2 separate regions of the Homo sapiens genome follow, and region 1 is linked to region 2. A link is a contact called in ENCODE Hi-C or POLR2A ChIA-PET data. All regions are on one chromosome and are shown on one strand. The core of a region is the stretch at or near the end of the contact, and the rest is flanking DNA. Distances in the headings are between cores, read along the strand shown.

What was found. Hi-C counts contacts between places; a loop is a spot of excess contacts on that map. ChIA-PET counts read pairs that join two places held with the same protein, here RNA polymerase II (POLR2A). Pooled maps may share reads with other maps.
Region 1: a loop to region 2 is called in a pooled map, with 3 times the contacts of the local background. The contact joins the enhancer-like site here to the promoter of ARRB2 in region 2. A Hi-C loop is called at or near these places in 1 of 37 single-sample maps with no recorded cell type and 8 of 50 pooled maps. POLR2A ChIA-PET finds 5 or more read pairs at or near these places in 5 of 52 experiments (AG04450, GM10248, OCI-LY7 and 2 more).

Annotation. Positions count from the first base shown.
Region 1 is chr17:5,047,948-5,052,997 of GRCh38, forward strand. All of the region lies in intron 3 of LOC105371501 (a long non-coding RNA gene), which reads left to right. Among named protein-coding and RNA genes, the nearest start is that of SLC52A1, 15 kb to the left of the region's middle. Within about 2 kb of position 1,429, at least 11 of the 41 ENCODE cell types and tissues checked have a DNase peak (open chromatin) inside an H3K27ac peak, as active enhancers do; they include OCI-LY7, where a contact is called at or near this core.
Region 2 is chr17:4,709,009-4,714,072 of GRCh38, forward strand. It overlaps ARRB2 (arrestin beta 2), which reads left to right and starts at 1,624. Exons shown (of 15, transcript NM_004313.4): 1 at 1,624-1,736. The coding sequence starts at 1,714. RefSeq lists an enhancer at 1,242-1,411 and a silencer at 1,341-1,870.

The sequences.
Region 1 (5,050 bases), core at 179-2,678, 340 kb after region 2:
TTCTGAAAAACAAAGGCTAATGACTAACCCAGGGCCTTGCATTCTCTAACCATTTCTTTTCTTCTTCTTCTTTTTTTTTTTTTCTGAGATGTTGTCTTACTCTTGTTCCCCAGGCTGGAGTGCAATGGCGCGATCTCTGCTCACTGCAACCTCGGCCTCCTGGGTTCAAGCAATTCTCCTGCCTCAGCCTCCCAAGTAACTGGGATTACAGGCGCACACCACCACACCTGCTAATGTTTGTATTTTTAGTAGAGACGGGGTTTTACCATGTTGGCCAGGATGGTCTTGAACTCCTGACCTCAGGTGATCCACCTGCCTCCGCCTCCCAAAGTGCTCGGATTACAGGCGTGAGCCACCATGCCCGGCCACATTTTCTAACCATTTCAATCTGCATCCAAATTCTTTGGTTTAAAGGGTTTTTTTTTGTTTTGTTTTTTGTTTTGTTTTGTTTTTAAATGGAGTCTTGCTCTTGTCATCCAGGCTGGAGTGCAATGGTGCGATTTCGGCTCACTGCAACCTCCGCCTCCTGGGGTCAAGCGATTCTCCTGCTTCAGCCTCCCGAGTAGCTGGGATTACAGGCGCCCACCACCATGCCCAGCTAATTTTTGTATTTTTAGTAGAGACGGGGTTTCACCATGTTGGTCAGGCTGGTCTTGAACTCCTGACCTCAGGTGATCCACCTGCCTCGGCCTCCCAAAGTGCTGGGATTACAGGCGTGAGCCACCGTGCCTGGCTGGTTTAAATGTTTTTAATTCCACAGGGTGAGGTGGATTTTCTTAGGATGAAAGAGACTGAGGTGCTGAAGTGGGAGGTGGAGAAATAACACAAATAGTGGAGTGAAAGCTGGGCTACAACCCAGTGGAGGGAAAACAAACATGTTCCACATGGATTTCCACCAGGCATGGTGGCTCATGCTGTAATCCAAGAACTTTGGGAGGCCGGGGAGGGAGGATTGCTTTGAGCCCAGGAGTTCGAGGCCAGCCTGGGCAACATGGCAAAACCCCATCTCTACAGAAAAAAAATGCCAGGAGCGGTGGCTCACACCTGTAATCCCAGCACTTTGGGAGGCCGACGTGGGCAGATCACGAGGTCAGGAGACCAAGACCATCCTGACCAACATGGTGAAACCCTGTCTCTACTAAAAATACAAAAATTAGTTGGGTGTGGTGGTGGGCGCCTGTAATCCCAGCTACTCGGGATGCTGAGCCAGGAGAATGGCTTGAACCCAGGAGGCGGAGGTTACAGTGAGCTAAGATCATGCCACTGCACTCCAGACTGGTGACAGAGGAAGACTCTGTCTCAAAAAAAAAAAAAAAAAAAATTAGCCAGGTGTGGTGGTGTGTACCTATAGTCCCAGCTACTCAGGAGGCTGAAGCAGGAGAATCGCTTGAGCCCAGAGGTGGAGGTTGCGGTGAGCTGAGTTCACACCACAGCACCCCAGCCTGGAGCCTAGGAGTTTGAGGCCTCAGTGAGCCCAGATCGCACCACTGCACTCCAGTCTGAGCAACATCCTGTCAAAAAAAAAAAAAAGAAAAGAAAAAAGAAGTAAACATGTTTCTTTGATTTCAATTGTCTATTAACCACAATGAAAGCCTGAAGCTCAAAGCAGCTATTCTTTTGCCTGTTTTTGCTCCCCTACACCACTAATAATTTCTGTTATAGAAACTTTGACTATTTTAAGGCTCCCGGTTATAGCTGTGCTTCTTTTCACAGAGCCTACATCTGGCACCAGACAGAGGCCTGCAGGGAAAGTGAGCCTTCTCAAGCCCTGCATTCTTTCAAAGAGGGGACAAACTACAGACACTCATTTTGGGTGTCTTCCCAGGCACGGGTGCTGAAATTATCCTCTGTTCTGGTGTGGGGCAAGGGTGGGATTGGAGGAAGCTGCCTGGGCAAGCGAGGTCCTCCTCACGCTGTTGCTTGTCACCTTTCAAGGGCATTTATTTTGCTTCTGGTCTGATAAACAAATAATAAGATTTTCCGTGGAGGACTGGACAATCAGAGGAACTTCAAGAGGAGGGGCATATTCCTGCCTTTGGGACACGAGGAAGGAAAGGAGAAAGGAAAAGATAGACTTAGAAAGCTTCACTGCAGGCCAGATGCGGTGGCTCAAACCTGTAATTCCAGCACTTTGGGAGGCCGAGGCAGGTGGATCACCTGAAGTCAGGAGTTCGAGACCAGTGAAAACCCGTCTCTACTAAAAATACAAAAATTAGCCGGGTGTGGTGGCAGGCATCTGTAATCCCAGCTATTCAGGAGGCTGAGGCATGGAATCACTTGAACCTGGGAGGCGGAGGTTGCACTGAGCCGAGATCTTGCCATTGCACTCCAGCCTGGGCGACAAGAGCAAAACATCGTCTCAAAAAAAAACAAAAAAACAAAAACAAAAACAAAAAAAACCACAGCTTCGCTGTGCATCCTTGAGCTGCTTTTCTATTTCAGTTGAATGCATATTGCAGTTTATCATGATCACATGCAAGCGCTGCCCTACAGCTGGGCGGTGAGTTCAGAGCGATTACCATGGAGACTGAGAGAAGATTGCGTATCATCCCCCCAAACAGCATTCCAGCGTGGGAACGCCAAATCCAGATGTGAAGAACACAAACAAACAGTATGCAAAAGTTCAGAAGTTAGACTGTTTTTGAGATTGTGCCATTGGACTACTGAAAAGAGACATAAAGATGCAATTCCAACATATTGTATGATCCTGTTTATATGAAATATATAGAATAGACAAACCTCTAGAAATAGTCTCACCTGTCCAGGCTCAGCTCAGAGTGCCACTCCAGTAAGCACAGACAAGTTAATAAGTCAAAAGATACAGGTTAATCCCAGGCATAGTAGTTCGTGCCTGTAATCCCAGCACTTTGGGACGCTAAGGGGGCGTGGATCACCTGAGGTCAGGAGTTCGAGACCAGCCTGACCAACATGGCGAAACCCTGTCTCTACTAAAAATACAAAATTAGCCGGGCATGGTGGCACATGCCTGTAATCCCAGCTACTCGGGAGGCTGAGGCAGGAGAATTGCTTGAACCCGGGAGGCGGAGATTGTGGTGAGCCGAGATCATGTCATTGCATTCCAGACTGGACGACAAGAGGAAAACTCCGTATCAAAAAAAAAAAAAAGGAAAGAAAGAAAATAAAAGATACAGGTTAGAGACATATCCTATCACTGTGACATTGATAAAGATCATATTGTAAAATGGTGAGGGGGGTGGTATGAAATATTTCATGGGAAATACACATGGCCAATAGACATGTGGAAAAGATGCTCTCCCTGACTGTATATATCAAAGAAAGGCAAATTAAGACATCAGTAGGATACCATTTCTCACTTGAAAAGAAAAGAATATTTTAAAGGCCAGGTGCAATGGCCCATGCCTGTAGTCCCAGCACTCTGGGAGGCTGAGATGGGCGGATCGCAGGAGCCCAGGAGTTCGAGACCAGCCCAAGCAACATGGCGAAACCCCATCTCTACAAAAAATAAAATTTAGTTGGGCATGCTGATGTGCACCTATAGTCCCAGCTACTCAGGAGGCTGAGGTGGGAGGATCCCTTGAGCCCAGGAGGTTGAGGCTTCAGTGAACTGGGGTCACACCACCGTGCTCCAGCCTGGGTGAAAGAGCGAGACCCTGTCTGAAAAAAGAAAAATAATACTTTTCAGATAATTTGATTGGTTGGAATTCAGTGAAAGAATCTCAAACCCTGCTGCTATAAATTGGTAGATGAAGGAGGAATTCAGTTACCAGAAGAGGAACAGAGGCACTGGGTAGGTAAAAGCAACAAGGGCTCATTACAAAGCTTTTCTTATTTTGGTCTTTTTTTTTTTTTTTTTCCTGGATAAGTCTCTTGAAATAGAATTATTGGGTGAAACTGTATGACATAGCTGAGGCTCTTGTAACAGACTGCCAAGTTTCTTTCACAAATGGTGATTCTAATATTCCTTTGCATTAGCAGTACAGGGGTGTGCCCCATGCCACCACTCAAAAACAAGCTTTGAAAATGAAAGATAGGCCAGGCACCGTGGCTCAGGCCTGTAATCCCAGCACTTTGGGAGGCCGAGGCGGGTCGCTTACCTGAGGTCAGGACTTCGGGACCATCCTGGCCAACATGGTGAAACCCTGTCTCTACTAAAAATACAAAAATTAGCCGGGCGTGGTGGTGGGCGCCTGTAACCCCAGCTACTCGGGAGGCTGAGGCAGGAGAATCGCTTGAATCAGGGAGGCAGAAGCTGCAGTGAGCTGAGATCACGCCACTGCACTCTGGCCTGGGCAACAAGAGCGAGACTCCGTCTCAAAAAAAAAAAAAAAAAAAAAGAAAAAAAGAAAAGAAAATGAAAGACAAAATAACACCTATAAGCCAAGTGAATAAAGGGCAACAGGACTACAGATTTTTTTTTTTTTTTTTTTTTTTTTTGAGACTGAGTCTCGCTCTTGTTGCCCAGGTTGGAGTACGGTGGCGTGATCATTAGTCAACACAGCCTCGACCTCCCAGGCTCAGGCAATCCTCCCACCTCAGCCTCCCAAGTAGCTGGGACTACAGGCGTTGCATTACCATATCTAGCTATTTTTTTGTTTAGAAGGATCTCACTCTGTTGCCCAGGCTGGAATCCAATGGTACGATCTCAACTCACTGCAACCTCTTCCTCCCAGGTTCAAGGGATTCTCCTGCCTCAGCCTCCCGAGTAGCTGGGACTATAGGCATGTGCCACCATGCCTGGCTAGTTTTTGTATTTTTAGTAGAGATGGGGTTTCACCATGTTGGCCAGGCTGATCTCAAACTTCTGACCTCAGGTGATCCGCCCACCTCAGCCTCCCAAAGTGCTGGGATTACAGGTGTGAGCCACTGCACCCAGCCAACCAGCTAATTTTTGTAGAGACAGGGTTTTGCCATGTTGCACAGACTGATCTGGAACTCCTGGCTCAAGTGATCCTCCTGCCATGACCTCCCAAAGTGCTGGTCAGATCTCAGCTTGGACACTACACCAAGCCACGAGGAGGTCTCCGGATTTTTGTGCCTCATTTTGGGCAACTGCTAAATGAGGGGCTTG
Region 2 (5,064 bases), core at 374-2,873:
AGACTCAGGAGCCCATTTGGCTTCACCCAGTGGATCCCGCTTGGGGGCCGCAGGTGGAGCTGCCTGCCAGTCCGCATGTGCTTGCACTCCTCAGCCCTTGGGTGGTCGATGGGACTGGGTGCCTTGGAGCAGGGGGCGGTGCTCGTCGGAGAGGCTCGGGCCGCACAGGAGCCCACGGAGGGGGAGGGGAGGCTCAGGCATGGCGGGCTGCAGGTCCCGAGCCCTGCCCCGAGGGAAGGCAGCTAAGGCCCAGCGAAAAATTGAGCACAGCAGCTGCTGGCCCAGGTGCTAAGCCCCTCACTGCCCGGGGCTGGCCGGCCACTCCGAGTGCGGAGCCGCCGAGCCCACGCCCACCCGGAACTCGCGCTGGCCCGCAAGCACCGCGCGCAGCCCGGGTTCCCGCCCGCGCCTCTCCCTCCACACCTCCCCGCAAGCTGAGGGAACCGGCTCCGGCCTTGGACAGCCCAGAAAGGAACTCCCACAGTGCAGTGGCGGGCTGAAGGGCTCCTCAAGCGCGGCCAGAGTGGGTTCCAAGGCCGAGGAGGCGCCGAGAGTGAGTGAGAGCTGCCAGCACGCTGTCACCTCTCACCACTGCACTCCAGCCTCGGCGACAGAGTGAGACTCTGTCTCAAAAAAAAAAAAAAAAACAAGAAAAAGAAAAAAAACTTCTGCGCATCCTTCAGAAAGACTGTCCTCATCTGTTCCCCGCTCTGGACAGCCTGCACTCCCTCCACCCCCGCCCGGGCCAATTGCTGTTAGCGGCTGTGTCTTCTGACTCAGACCTCTGTAATAGCATTCCTGGGTAATACCTGTGTATGTGTCTCCTCAACTATTCTAGGAAGGCAGGGGCCATGGTAATTCGTATGTGTCCCCATCGATTGGCATAGTGAATAGCATAACATAGGCACGGATGGATGGGTCCATAGATGGACCGATGGATGGGAGCGGGTGAGTGAGTGGATGTTAGCTGGGATGGGTGGGTGAAGGAGATGGATAGTCAGAGACATTGGAAAAGGGAACCCTGCGAAGATCAAATGCAAACACCAGGAGGAGCTGACACGCTGCAGTGAAGAAGCGGGAGGGCTGGCCACAGAAGGCGGCACGCTCCGAGTGGAGCAGGTGAGCGGCGCGCACTGAAGCAAGCATCACGCAATTGAACCGCTCACCCACGTGTTCCCCCCCACCATCCTCCTTCCCAGACGGCGCTTCAGCTCATTCCACCGCCCCCAGCAGCCCGGTCGCCCCCACCGCCACTGAGAAAGCAAACAAAGGGGAGGAGACCCCTGCAGGTTCTGGATGCCGAAGGCCAATCGAAAGACTTAGATCCCCTGGAAGGCGGGCGCCTTGGTTTAGGGGGGTCCAATCGGTTTCAAGGGGTTGCAGCGGGGCGGGGAGATGGGCGGGAGGAGTGGGAGCTGGCCCCGCGCGCGGGGGAGGGCTACCAGGCTGGGAAGGAGCGCGAAGGGCTGGGGGCGGAGCCAATGGCCCCGCGTGTCTGCTAGGAGAGGGCGGGCAGCGCCGCGGCGCGCGCGATCCGGCTGACGCATCTGGCCCCGGTTCCCCAAGACCAGAGCGGGGCCGGGAGGGAGGGGGAAGAGGCGAGAGCGCGGAGGGCGCGCGTGCGCATTGGCGCGGGGAGGAGCAGGGATCTTGGCAGCGGGCGAGGAGGCTGCGAGCGAGCCGCGAACCGAGCGGGCGGCGGGCGCGCGCACCATGGGGGAGAAACCCGGGACCAGGTAAGGGAGGTGGGGCCACGCGGCGGGGCATGGGCGGCGGCTCGGGGCGGGGGCTGGGACGGTCCCAGACGAGGGCGCAGCGGAGAGGATCTGGGGGCCGGACGCCTGGGTCCCTAGGGACAGCCATCCGGGGCCGCACGCGCAGGTCCTCGAGGATAATGAGGGTGGGGGGGAAATGCCCGGGCCCCTGCAGAAAGCGAGGCCTGAGGGGGATCAGAAAAACCGGTGTCGGGGTTCTCGCAGGGATGTGGGGCCAGACTACTGGGCTCTCCCGTGCAGGCTGCGATGCAGGGATGGAGGAAGGAGGAGCAGGTGGCTGGCCCCGAGGGGTCGTGTACGGGGAGGCTGGATGCCGGGACGGGGGGGATCCACTCCAGACTCGCGCCAAGCCAATGGAAAGCCTCCTATCCAATATCCCCCAGGTAGTCGCGCTGCCCACACCTGTCCCGAGGGCCGGGTGGCTCCTCACCCAAACTTCTACCTTCCCTTGGGTTGCCAGGAGCAACAGCTTCATCTTGGGGGAGCCGAGTGCGTGGCGACCCTCCCTGAAACTAGATCGTATCCCTCTCTCTGGGGGTGGGGGAGGCAGTATTCACCCTGGGCGCGCGTCCACTCCCCGGATGTTTTCTGTGCAATCGAGGCTCTTTCCTTCCACTGATACCCCGAGTTCTCTTTTTTGGTCTCTAGCAAAATCCACTTCCTGTTGTGACTCAACACCCCCAAGGGGCAAGGGGTGGATGCCTGAGTCGCAGGGGAGCGGGAGCAAAAGACGAAAAGGTTGGGGCTGTAGGCCTCAACTCAGAGGGTATCAGGAATAGGGAATTGGTCCTGAGCTCTGGCTTGCTCTGCAAAACATCATATCAACCCCACTTCCAACCTATAGAGTATGAGAACCCGGGTTTCTGAGCATCAAGTAGACGAGCATCAGAAAGAGATCATCAGAGAGATGATCCGTCTCCTGGATCAGGGTTTAAACATCCCAGAGAAAGGGGAAGTTGCTGACTTGTGGGAGGCCCCTGATTTCCGTCATGTGGTTCAGGGAGTGGGACGGATGGACCAAAGGAGACTGCTAACTTGGCACAATTTCCCTCACCCCCATGAAATTCTGGGCCACAGGAAATGGAGCGAATAGCAGGAAGTGTGAAAGGACATCTGCTTCAGCTACCCCTGCTCCCACTGGGCACCTCCCTGGTCATCCCCACACTCTGCCTCCTTGGCCAGCCTAGTATATGCACGCTGCTCCTCCCCAGCCTGGCAGGAGGTGGCTGGGTTAGGATCCAAAGGGCAAGTGCCTTGCAGCTGCTCCAGGGCAATTGCCCCAGAACCACACTCCAGTTGGCCCACTGATTGTGGCTGTCACAGCCCTGTGCCAGGGCTCCTAATGGGAGGACACCCTGGGACAAAGAGGAAAACCAGAAGCAAAGGGGAGGGAGAGCCTGGATGATGCCACGGCACTCAGCTCCCAAGTTGGGATGAAAGATAGGGTGTTTATTCTAGCGGCTACCATATCGATGTGTATTCTCTTTTATTGGTTAGGAATACCTGGGGCCCTCCATACCCTTTGCCTTACAACCTTTGGACAGCTTGGCTTTCTGGGAAGAAGGGGCAAGTGAAGTTGTAGCAGAAACTGGGCCTATGGTAGAAACCATGTAGGGCCAAAGGCCAGGGTCATTGCTCTCCTATATGCTCCAGCTGTCAGAGCTGGAGACCAGATGGAAAGATGGTTAGGTCTTACCCAGACACTGTGGTAACCTGCCCATTGGGGTCCTCTGGGAATGGGGTGGTAGACTTGGAAGAGGGATGGGCTAGTTGGCAGGATTTCACGTTTCTGCTATCTATCTGAGGATCCTTTCCAGGGATCACTGCTGAGGCAGAGTGGATTGGAAGGAGTAAGGTGGTGCTTCAAAGAACAGGCCCACAATTGGCCAGATCACTGGGGTTGCCAAACACTTCCTTACCCTCCCAGCAATGGGTGGAGTCCAGGCTTAAATTGTTTCAGCAACTGGAAAGCAAATAACCTTCAATTCAACAAACTATTTATGCCAACTGCAGAGACAGATAGTGTAATATTGATCGAGAGGATGGACTCGGAGCCAGACTGCCTTGGTTTCTATTAATTCCCACCATTTACTCCCTCTGTGACCTTGAAACACTTGACCTCTCTCTGCCTCAGTTTCCTCACCTGTAAAACAGAGATATTAGGAGCTCCATCACTGGGTGGTTTTATTTAATTTAATTAATTTATTTATTTATTTATTTTTTGAGACAAAGTCTTGCTCTGTCACCCAGGCTGGAGTGCAGTGGCTCAATCTCAGCTCACTGCAACCTAAGGCCGGGCACGGTGGCTCACGCCTGTAATCCCAGCACTTTGGGAGGCTGAGGCGGGTGGATCACCTGAGGTCAGAAGTTGGAGATCAGCCTGGCTAACATGGGGAAACCTCGTCTCTACTAAAAAAATACAAAATACAGGCCAGACACAGTGACTCAAGCCTGTAATCCCAGCCTTCTGGGAGGCTGAGGCGGGCGGATCACTAGAGGTCAGGAGTTTGAGATCAGCCTGGCCAACATGGGGAAACCCCATCTATACTAAAAATATAAAAATTAGCGGCCGGGCGTGGTGGCTCACGCCTGTAATCCCAGCACTTTGGGAGGCTGAGACAGGTGGATCACGAGGTCGGGAGATTGAGACCATCCTGACTAACACAGTGAAACCCCATCTCTACTAAAAATACCAAAATTCGCCGGGCGTGGTGGTGGGTGCCTGTAGTCCCAGCTACTCGGGAGGCTGAGGCAGGAGAATGGCGTGAACCCGGGAGGCAGAGGTCGCAGTGAGCCGAGATCGCACCACTGCACTCCAGCCTGGGCGACAGAGTGAGACTCCGTTTCAAAAAAAAAATTAGCCAGGCATGATGGCAGGCACCTCTAATCCCAGCTACTCAGGAAGCTGAGGCATGAGAATCGCTTGAACCCAGGAGGTGGAGGTTGCAGTGAGCTGACAGCGTGCCACTCTACTCCAGCCTTGGTGATAGAGTGAGACTCCATCTCCAAAAAAAAAAAAAAAATACAAAACATAGCCGGGCATGGTGGCTCACTCCTGTAATCCCAGCTACTCAGGAGGCTGAAGCAGGAGAATCACTTAAACCTGGGAGGCGGAGGTTGCAGTGAGCTGAGATCGCACCACTGCACTCCAGCCTGGGCAACAGAGTGAGACTCTGTCTCAAAAAACAGAGTATTACAAGAGATGACACATTTGAAACACTTGGAACAGTGCTGGGCATGGAGTAGTCACTCTGAAATGTTAGCAGCATTACCATCTTCATGATATGGC